Regions from separate parts of the Mus musculus genome. Here region 2 is linked to region 1. Evidence: chromatin loops called from intact Hi-C (ENCODE). Cell type or tissue: left cerebral cortex. All regions are shown on one strand. Links, peaks and the distances in the headings refer to the core of each region. The heading gives the core; the rest is flanking DNA.

Region 1 (5,376 bases), core at 192-5,191:
ATGAAATGTCCTTCCTCATTTCACTTGATAACTTTCATTGAAAGTCTATTTTATTAGCTATGAGGATGGCAACTTCCGCTTGTTTCTTGGGGATTATTTGCTTAGAAGACTTTTTTTCCAGCCTTTTACTCCGAGGAAGTGTCTGCCTTTGTTATTGAGTTGTGTTTATTGTATGCAGCAAAATTCTGGATCCTGATTGCATACCCAGTCTGTTAGCTTATGTCTTCTTATTGGGGATTTGAGTCTGTTGATATTGAGAGATACTAGAGACAGATGATTGTTAGTTCTGTTATGTTTGTTCTTACATGTGGCGTTATGTGCCTGTGATTCCCTTTGGCTTTGTTGTGAGATGATTAGTATCTTGTTTTTCCTTTGGTATAGGTACCCTTCTTGTGTTGGAGTTTTCCTTGTGGTATCCTCTGTAGGGCTGGATTATTAAAAAGATACCGTTTAAGTTTGGTTTTGTCCTGGAATATTTTGGTTTCTCAATTTATGTTGATTGAGAGTTTTGCTGGGTATAGTATCCTTGGCTGGCATTTGTATTCTCTTAGGGTCTACATGACCTCTGTCCAGGCTCTTCTGGCTTTTAGTGTCTGTGTTGAGAAGGCTGGTGTAATTCTGATAGGTCTGCCTTTATATGTTATGTGGCCTTTTCCCCATACATTTTTAAATATTCTTTCTTTGTTCTGTGCATTTAGTGTTTTGATTATTATGTAATGAGAGGATTTTCTTTTCTGGTTGAATCTATTTGGTGTTCTGTAGGCTTCATGTACCTTTATGGCCATCTCATTTTTTAGGTTGGCAAAGTTTTCTTCTATGATTTTGTTGAAGATGTTCTTCATTCCTTTGAGCTGGGAATATTTGCTCTCCTCTATTCCTATTGTTCTTAGATTTGGTCTTTTTATTGTGTCCTGGATTTATTGGATGTTTTCAGTTAGGAGTTTTTTATGTTTTGAATTTTCTTTGACAGTTGTTTCAATCTCTTCTAAGGTATCTTCTACATCTGAGATTCTCTCTTCTATCTCTTGTATTCTGTTAGTGATGCTTACATTTGTAATTCCTGACCTCTTTCCTAGGTTTTCCATTTCCAGGTTTGCCTCCCTTTGTGTTTTCTTTATTGTTTCTACTTCCTCTTTTAGGTCCTGAACTGATTTGTTCAATTTCTTTATGTGTTTAATTGTGTTTTCCTGTATTTCTTTAAGGGATTTATTTGTTTCCTCTTTAAGGGCTTCTACCTATTTACCTGTGTTTTCCTGTATTTCTTTCAGTGAGTTATTTATCTCATCCTTAAAGAAATCTATTATTCTCATGAGATAGAATTTTAGGTCAGCTTCCTGTTTTTCAGGTATGTTGGTGTATACAGAGCTTGCTGTGGTAGGAGAACTGCAGGTTCTGATGATGCCAAAGTATATTGGCTTCTGTTGCTTATGGTTTCACGATTGCCCTTTGCCATCTGTTTATCTCTGGTGTTAGCTGGTCTGGGTGTCTCTGTCTGGAGCCTTCTTCCTGTGTCCCCTGGTTTCTTCAGGTCTCCTTGAAGGCCTGTGGCCCTGGCTGTAGCAGACCTCATGTGAGTCCTTCAGAATGTAGGGTCTTAAGAGGGGCATGCATGCCAGTGACTTATTACCTTAGCTACAGAAGATCTCCTGTGAAGCCTTCAGACTGGTGCCTTTAAAGGAGCTGACAAGCTGGGGACCTTCCCTGGTGGAAGGTGCAGGCCAGAAATTTCTCAACTTTATAAGTACTGAGATTACAGCCATGAGTCACATATGGTTTTACCTGTTTCTTTCTACTGTCCCTTTTTTTGTTTTGTTTTGTTTTAAAGTTATTTTTAAAATTATTTTTAGTTTTGTGTGTTTGTGTTGGTCTGTTTGTGCATGTGAGTATAGATGCTCAGAGGACAGAGGCATTGGATCCTGTTGAGCTGGAATTATAGATGGTTATGAATCACCTGGCACTGTTGCTAGGAACCAAAGTTCAGTCTTCTGAAGGAGCAGCATGAATTTTGCTAAGCCATTTCCAAGCCCTTATTCATTTTATTGTTAAGACAGAATCTCACTATACAGCTTAGCCTCAGCTCAAACTCACAATCCTCTTTCTTTGGTCTTCGAGTGTTATGATAGGTGTGCACCACCAAGCCCAGCTAGCATATCTGCTCTCTTCCTTTTATTTTTTAAAAGATGTTTTATTTTTATTTTATGTGTACGGGTATATTGTCTGCATGTATGTTTGCTTACAATGTGCATGCTTCATACCCAATGTTGCCAGAAGAGGGCAGCAGATCCTTTAGAACTGGAGTTACAGATGGTTGCGAGCCACCATGTGGGTGCTGCAAACAGAGTCCATGTCTTCTGGAAGAGTAGCTTTTATGGCTAACTGTTGAGCTATTTTTTCTGCATTCTTTTGTACTTTTTAAAACAAATATTCATTATTCACCTGTATCAGCTATAGCTCCAGATAATACAGGTTAATGTGGAAAAGGAGACATTCTCTTTTCTTTGTGAAGGGATGAAGAACAGATAGTAAAACATATGCTTCATTTCCTAAAGAAGTGTAAAACAGTACCTCTTTATTTATAGCAGCCATATGGTGGGCCAGCTGGATTTGGGGTACAGAAATACTTTACCATCCCTGGACATAAATTGAAACAATCTTAATTTGACATGTTTTTCTTGGTTTGGTTCTATTTCAGATGATATTGAGACATGGAGAAAAAAATATGGGACAGTAAAACTATCTGACTCATACACACCAGACCTGGTGAGAGATTTGCTGAGGGTATCCAAGGAGAATGTGAAGAAAAACAAAATTAATATCCTCAGTGAGATGAGGAAAGTGGCTGGGTGAGTGTCAGGCTACAGCTGATTTGACTTCTGAGTTGGATCTAGTTTCAGAGCTAAGTTTCAGTAATCCGGTGTGAGAGTTGTGGGTATGGTTGTCAATTGATGTCTACCTCAGTGAGTGGCAGAGGGTTTGCCTTAAGCATATACCCCCTGCCTGGACTGGAGGGTGGTATCTAAGTGATAGAACTCTTGTCTAGAATCCCCAGTCAAGTGTTGGGGATATGGCTCAGTGATAGAAGCTGTGCCTAGAATCCCCCAGTGACAGGCTGGGGACTCGGCTCAATTGTAGATTCCCTGCCTAAAGCCCTGCAGTGAGTGATTAGGGGTGTGGCTCAATGATAGAGTACTTATTTAGTATATCTGAGACTGTGGCCTTCATCCTCTGTCCTAAGAATAAAAAATTATGTGAAGAGAGAAACCACTCTTCCCACATAGCTTGCATCTGTGTAGGGGAGAAAGCAGTGAGTAGTGCTGAAGTGAGTGTCTTCCAGAGGCAGAAAGTTGCATGGACTAGGTTGCTATGGATGTTGAGACTGCCCAGGGGGCCAGGTTACTGAGGATTTTCCAATAACCCAAGAGTATTCACTGAGTGGCCACCCCATCACAGCCCTTGAAAACTGACAGCAAGTCCTCACTCATTGCTGGTCCCACGAATGCCTATCACATGACATTCAGAGCTGCTTTTCATTCCACTCTCAGGAATCCTGGGAACATCCCAAGAGTGAACAAGGAGGCCTGCTTGGGAGACAGAGTGAAGGATCCCCAAGGCTCTCAGACTGTGGAGTTTAAGAAATCCCACAACATATCTAAGGATTAAGGATCCTTTGTAAGTTCCATCTTTGTTTTGTCCTACTATATCCGGACCCAAAACTTCCCCATATCCTATATGTGATCAGTGGGTGTCCTGTAGAAGCTTCTAGTTCAGAGTCAAGGCTTAGTGTGTGATGGCAGATCAGATTGATTTAGCCTGAAGCGTCCAGTTTCGAGATAAAGCTTAATGTGTAATGGCAGATCAGATGGATATAGTTAGAAGCTTTCAGTTCAGAGCCAAGGCTTAGTGTATGTCTTAGTTAGGGTTTTATTGCTGTGAACAGATACCATGACCAAGGCAAGTCTTATAAGGACAACCTTTAATTGGTGTTGGCTTAAAGGTTCAGAGGTTCAGTCCATTATCATCAAGGCAGGAACATGGTGGCATCCAGGCAGGCATGATGCAGGAGAAGCTGAGAGTTCTACATCTTCATCTGAAGGCTGCTAGCAGAATTCTAACTTCAGGCAGCTAGGAGTAGAGTCTTAAAGCCCATGCCTTCAGTAACACACATACTCCAACAAGGCCACACCTCCAAATAGGGCCAATCCCTGGGCCAAGCATATACAAACTATCACAGTATGTGATGGCAGATGGGATTGATGTAGCTAGAAGCTTCCAGTTCAGAGCCAAGGCTTAGTTTGTGATGGCAGATCAGATTGATGCAGTCAGTTTGAGCCTCAGCTTCTCCTTTGTAAAGATTTCACAGCATGTGTGCTTATAGTAGGTTAAGATAAGTTTGTAATGATCTTAATTTTAAAGTTTGATTTGTTTATTTCATATGCATAAGTATTTTCCCATGCATATATGCATGTGTGCCATGTGCGCTGCAGAAGCTCAGGAGGGCCTTAGATTTCCTTTGAACTAGAGTTACAGATGGCTGTGAGCTGCTATGTGTGTGCTGAGAATCAAACCTGGGTCCTCTGCAAATGCATCAAGTGCTCTTTTCATACAAGTATATGATGTATTTAATTCATATTTAGTCTGAAAAACACCCTCTAATTCTTCACAGATACCTCAAGATTCTCCTCCAGACGTCACGTCATTTTTTTTTATAATATCCCACAGAGTTCATTTGGTGCTCCCAATATTCATGTGGGTATGGGGGTTGTCCATTAGAGTTTGGTCTGTAGACCTCCCAGGATGATATCCCATAAGAAAATAGACTCTTTCCTGAGAAGTTATCAATTTGTAAATAGCTCCTCCTGTGGGGGAGGGGGTGTGATTAGCTGCTCCTTCCCAGCCCAACAGGGCTGTTGACTGGCTTTATCTTGTGCAGGTAACCCCAAATGCTGTGAGTTCATGATTGTAGTAGCAGTACTGTCCAAAATGAGCTTATATTTTGAGGACCAGCTCCTTCTCTCAGACTCTTGCGGTTTTCTCTAACCTGGAAGGAGTTGTCACTGTTGTGATAGTGGGACCCTCTTTGCCACTGTGGGCAGCATGTTACATGTCAGTGCTGAATGTAGTTTCTCACAGCTGCCTTTGCTCACAGGCAGTGAACTTGATTTTCTTGTTACCAAGAACTTAAAATGCTGAGCTGGGTGAATCAGGGTTGCAGAGCACAAGGAAAGAGTCTATGGTATCATATAAAGAATTCTATATAATAGGGAACCATATGCAAAGAACTGGAGTAGAATGACTTTACCTGTTAAATAAGCAGGAAGAAAGATGTTATTGATGGCTCAGTGTGAAGAAACATGGAATGAAATATGATGTGAATTC
Region 2 (5,376 bases), core at 87-5,086, 68 kb before region 1:
GTTTTTTCCAGAAGCCTGTTTCTCCATTAGCTGAGACACTCTTATGTTCTCTTTCTGTGTTTTCTGTGGTCACATTTCCTGTGACTCCTCTTCTACTTAATTTTATTTTTATAGCTCATGTGTGTGTCTGTGTTTGTGTGACATGCAAGTGCATGCCATGTGTATGGTAGGCATCATGGGATAGTGTGCAAGAATTAGTCCTCTCCTTGGATCTTGAAACTACAAGGGAGGCTGAAAATGCAGTCTTTAGTCTCATGACCACACCACACTAGTTGTAAAGGAGGCAGGCCCATGATTGTATTAACTCCAAGGGAAGTTGGTACATCTGTAGTAAGTCCACCATATCTGTAAGTGTAAAAGGAAGATTCTGTTACTTTAAGAAACAGAATTAATATTGGTTTTTATAATGGCATGATTCTGGGTCACTAAAAGTTATGATGGTGGATCTAATGATACCTAGGTGAGAGAAGGTGGCCTGAGTGGGGATGGGACTAAGGAACCAGAAATGACGTTAGACATGAGATGCTGAGTCCATTCTGCTCTGAAGCATGTGGTAGCTGCGACTGCCAGGTGATGACAGGCATCTTCTTTATTTTAGAACTGTTCTTTCTGTCTCCTTTCAGAAGCCTGTGTCAGACTCTGAACAGAGCTCTCCTCCCAGCCCTGACACATGTCCTGAGAACAGTCCTGTCTTCAACTGCAGCTCCCCCATGGACATCTCCCCATCAGGATTCCCAAAGCGTCGAACTGGTAAGGACAGGCCAGTTTCATCCCTTCCATCCATACTACCCATGGTGATCGTCCTTCCAATGGTAGAACTGTGGTGGTGAGCATGGTTAACTGTCTCTGAGCTGTGTGACCTGTGGCAAACAACCTCACCTTTGCAGAGGTGTGGTTACTTTTACTTGTGGAACAGGTGGCCTGAAGTACAGTGCCAACTGCACAGAAGTGCTAGGATTAAAAGCTGATTCATGTAAAGTGCATGGGCCTGATTTGGCTCACAGTCAGTGCTTGGTATATGTGGGAAATTGTGATTGTCATGAGGAGTGATAGTTGCTGCACAAGGCTCTGAGTAGAAACACAAGAGTGCAAGTATGGAGTCTTCTGGAAGAGCAGGTAACTAAGCTGAGCCCTGAAAGGCAAAGGGAGCCAGGTGGGATAGGAGAGGGGAAGAGAATTCCAGGTTGTATGAGTGAATTAGGAACATGTGGGTCACTTAAGTTTGGAGTTCTGTCACAGGGACCACAGAAATCAAGGAGACACTGAATGAAGAGACTGGAGAACATTCTAGAGAATCCACCTGAGACATTGAGACCTAAATGGAAGTAGAAGAATTGGTATGGGGAAGGGCCAGGTGAGGGCCATATGTGACCTGAGGACTGAGCATGCTCTGATGGTTTGAGGTGACTGAGATGGGTACTTGTAAAGGTTCAGTGGACATCGGGAAGCTGGTGCATGCTGTCAGAACTCATTCAGTTCAGTCATGCCGTCTACAGGCATGAAACTGAAAACCCTAAACTCTGCAACACCTCTGGACCCAAGCATTACATATGGGGTGCTCCACGAAAGCAGGCCTCAGCAAGGGAAGTCTTTCCAGTCTCCCATGAGCAACTCGGGTGTGGGAATCTGCTTTTTTTATGGAATGCTATTTTTAAAACCCTAAACACGATGTGTGAATTGCCAGGTACATACGTACAGCATGTCAGATTTGGAAAACTAAGTGTATATTTATTTTCTTCTCCCCCCCCCCCCATACTGTGACAAAATCCCTTCCAGAAGCATGTAAAAGGTAGGAGAGTTTATTTTGGTTCCGTTTGACAGTGCAGTCCATAATGATTGGGAAGGCATGACAGCAGGATTATGTCAGGAAGCAGAAGCAGATAACGCTGGTGCTCAGCTCACTTTCTCCTCTTTGTTTTTATATATACCTGGTTCCCCACCCATAGTATGGTACTACCCAAACTCAGGGTGAATCCTCCATAGTTAAAACTCAACAGAAACCCTCACAGACACAGGGATTCCAGATTTAGTTAAGTTATAATGAATATGAACCCACACTCAGCATTAAAAAAAGACTGCTCGTAATTTAGAATTGAAATTGTACTGAGATCATGATATATAGTTAGAACTAGGTTCTCCAGTTTGGCTTTGTTTTCCTCTCCTTTAAACACTCAAGTTTAATATCACATATGCAGCTTCCTGAATGCTTCCCTGGGGCAGAGCTGACTCAGAAGTCAGTTGTCCATGTTGCCTAGTGAAGGTTCGGAAAAGGCATAGGTGTCACAAAAAGACTTTGAGAGGTAGGAAAACAGGACACGTGTGGGAATGCTAACACTGGTGTTTCTAGAGAGTACAGTGTGGTATGAAGAGGCAGATTGAGGATAGCATGTGACACGAGCTAGAGAGGAATGTAGTGGCTGGATCCTCAAGGTTCTCAGACACCATGCTGCGGGTACTGAGTACATCCTGTTATCATCATTTACTGGAGCTTGTTTCCTTTCTCATGATGCAAGAAAGGGAGGGACAGACAGAATAAATAACTCACCCAAGGTCACAGATTCAGAGCTGGAAAGACGAGGTGTACACTGGGGTAGTGGCTATGATAGGTAAGAAGAGGATGGGGATCCAGAACCTTCTAAGTCTCCACTTTCATCAGGCATTGTGTCTGATCACTGGGGCAGACATAGACAAACTGCTGGTCAGCTACAGTGCTCCCTTTACCTTTCCAGCGCGGAAGCAGCTCCCCAAACGGACAATTCAAGACACTCTTGAGGAGCAGAATGAGGACAAAACCAAAACAGCTAAGAAAAGGAAGAAAGAAGAAGGTGAGGGAGCGGGATGTTTGTGTGTGTAGTGTCCAGTAGGTGTCACTGTTTTCCTGTGGAGATTAGACTGTCGAGAGGGTTCCCTTTATCCTGGGATCAATGCAGGGAAACAGCCACAGAGATGGAGCTATTGATCATGGGGGCTGTGTGTGATGCACCAGTTGCAGTTGTTGACCCAGCCAGGATCTTGTTCATGTGATAATAATAAAAATCTCCATATGGCTTAGTTTCCCATGACAGGTTTGAATTATTTAGAGGAGTCTTGATTTCCTATTGGCAGTTTGTAGTCAATAAAAAAATTAACTTAAAGTTGGCGATTTTGCCAATTCTGAGTATCTCCTGGAAAAAGAGGAGTATCTTTGTTCTAAGGCAAATTTCCCCCAGGTTAGAGTCTGTAATTTTATCATTACCCTGGTGGTATGACTTTTTAGTATGTTTGTAAATCAAAATGTACAGGATAGGCAGGTGCTCCACTGCTGAGTTACATGGATCTTGTAACCCAAACTAAAAATGGAATTTACTCTGTGGTCCAGGCAGACTTTGGACTTGTGACCTTTCTGCTTCAGACTGTACTGGGTGGGAGTGCCTTTAGGCCTCACTTCCATTTAACTTTTCTGTCTGTCATGAGGAACAGAGACCCCAAAAGAAAGCCTCGCAGAGGCTGAAGACGTAAAACAGAAGGAAGAAAAGGAGGGGGACCAGCTCATAGTCCCCTCTGAGCCCACAAAGTCCCCTGGTGAGTTGCTTATTCCTCTAGCTTCCTGATCCTGCTTGGGGCATCACTTGTCTGTGGAGGGTGGTTCACTGAAACAAGGCACAGACTCCCCAACATGGGTTCAGTGTGAACTCCAAGATAATCAGAGGTTTTGCTTTTACTATTGGGTTTATTGCTTATTTTACCCCATGCATGTGGGAAGAAAGGAAAGAGCCCTAAATAAAATGCTTTTAGACATCATGGCTGTCAGATACAACAAACTGAGTAGGTGTTTATTAAGTGCAATATCTAAGCTTAGTTACAGGATTTAGAAGAGGGAGTATTCTTGCAGCTTCTGTTCCTTGGTGTCCTTGAGACCCCTGTGTCATGTTCACTTTTGCAAGGACACTTTTAGGCATATACATATACATGAATCATGTTAGTTGTTTTTTTCTGGTGGTGGAACCCAGGGCCTGATATATGCTAGGCACATGTTTAATTCTGAGCCATACCTCAGTCTTCTTACTAGTGGGAGAGGCAAGTACTCTGTTACTGAGCTACGGCCCCAGCCTCTTACTGGAGGATTCTTTTATTTATTTTTTTTAAAGAATTACTTAATTATTTTATGCATGTGAGTACACTGTTGCTGTCTTCAGACACACCAGAAGAGAGCATCAGATCGCATTACAGATGTTTGTGAGCCACCATGTGGCTTCTGGGAATTGAACTCAGGACCTCTGGAAGAGCAGTCAGTGGTCTAGTTGCTGAGCCAAGTTTCCATTGCTCACTGGGGGTTTCTAGGCAGATGCTCTACTACTGAGTCACACCCCAACTCTGTTTTGTCTTTTTGTTTGTTGGGTTGTTTGTCTGAGATCTTACTATGAGGTTGCTTTGTAGTTTTGTAATTCCCCTACCTCAGTGTCCTGAGTAGCTGGTATTTCACACTGATGGCCACTCAACTGGGTGATGAGGTTTCTTTTCACTACCATTCCTAAGTTTGCAATTTTTGGACCATTGTCAGCTATGCTTTCATTAGCACTGAGGAGTGAACATTAGGCCAGAAAGGCCTTGTATTTACATAGCAGATAGAGAAAGGTCAAAATTGCTCAATTTTCCACTCATAGGGTGCAATGACTTTGGGATTTTAATGTTTAGTGCTAGAAACTTTATAGTGAGTGGTAATTTTATGGGAGGTTTCTGCCCCATTCTATACTTTTTGCTCCAGAATAAATGACACAGAGACATCAGATTTTATTAACAAGCTGCTGGTATTATGTTTCGCAAGTTCTGAGCTATTCTAACCTGATTAGTCTATTAATAACCGGATAAATTGCCTGTTATTGCCTGCCAACTGAGTCTTGCTATTTCCATGTATATCCTCAGGGTGAGCTTCTCTTGGCATGTACTTGTGGTCCATTCTCATCTTCCACCCTGCCTCATGGCAACTGTCTTCTGCTATCCCTTTTCCTTCTCTCCCTTGTGGTCCCTACCTGAGATCACCTCATCTATCCAAAGTCCTACCTTTCTCTCTCTGGTGCCCAGTCACAGGCTCTAGCTTTTTAATTACCCGTCAGGGATTACTGGGGAACATTCTTCACAGCACATTGGTCAACACAATCCCCATGTCCAGACTGCAGCCTGATCTTGGGGTACAGAACTCAGCATCTGAATACAGAGTGTACAAAACCAACTCCAACACTGTTTGTATCACTATCTACCCCTTCTCATTTCAGAGTCAGTAACCCTGACAAAGACAGAGAACATTCCAGTGTGTAAGGCAGGAGTGAAACTGAAGCCTCAGGAAGAGGAACAGAGCAAACCTCCTGCTAGAGGTGCCAAGACACTGAGCAGTTTCTT

Evidence for each region. Peaks named below come from ENCODE experiments on the same cell type or tissue, not always from the same donor. Only the 100,000 strongest peaks of a DNase experiment are listed, where the experiment ranks them.
Region 2: a loop joins it to region 1, with 2.9 times the contacts of the local background. A loop is called at or near these places in 4 of 42 quality-filtered maps.

Annotation. Positions count from the first base shown.
Region 1 is chr7:13,353,484-13,358,859 of GRCm38, forward strand. Pla2g4c (phospholipase A2, group IVC (cytosolic, calcium-independent)) reads left to right here. Exons shown (of 16, transcript NM_001168504.1): 14 at 2,693-2,843; 15 at 3,543-3,669. The coding sequence ends at 3,660. Among named protein-coding and RNA genes, the nearest start is that of Pla2g4c, 31 kb to the left of the region's middle. In left cerebral cortex, for the core only: a CTCF peak has its summit at 2,273 (motif pointing right); DNase peaks (open chromatin) are centred at 2,305, 2,633 and 3,277.
Region 2 is chr7:13,285,935-13,291,310 of GRCm38, forward strand. Lig1 (ligase I, DNA, ATP-dependent) reads left to right here. Exons shown (of 29, transcript NM_010715.3): 5 at 624-750; 6 at 2,730-2,825; 7 at 3,460-3,561; 8 at 5,253-5,376. Among named protein-coding and RNA genes, the nearest start is that of Lig1, 9.8 kb to the left of the region's middle. In left cerebral cortex, for the core only: a CTCF peak has its summit at 2,848 (motif pointing right); DNase peaks (open chromatin) are centred at 1,626, 2,227 and 2,842; H3K27ac peaks cover 229 bases.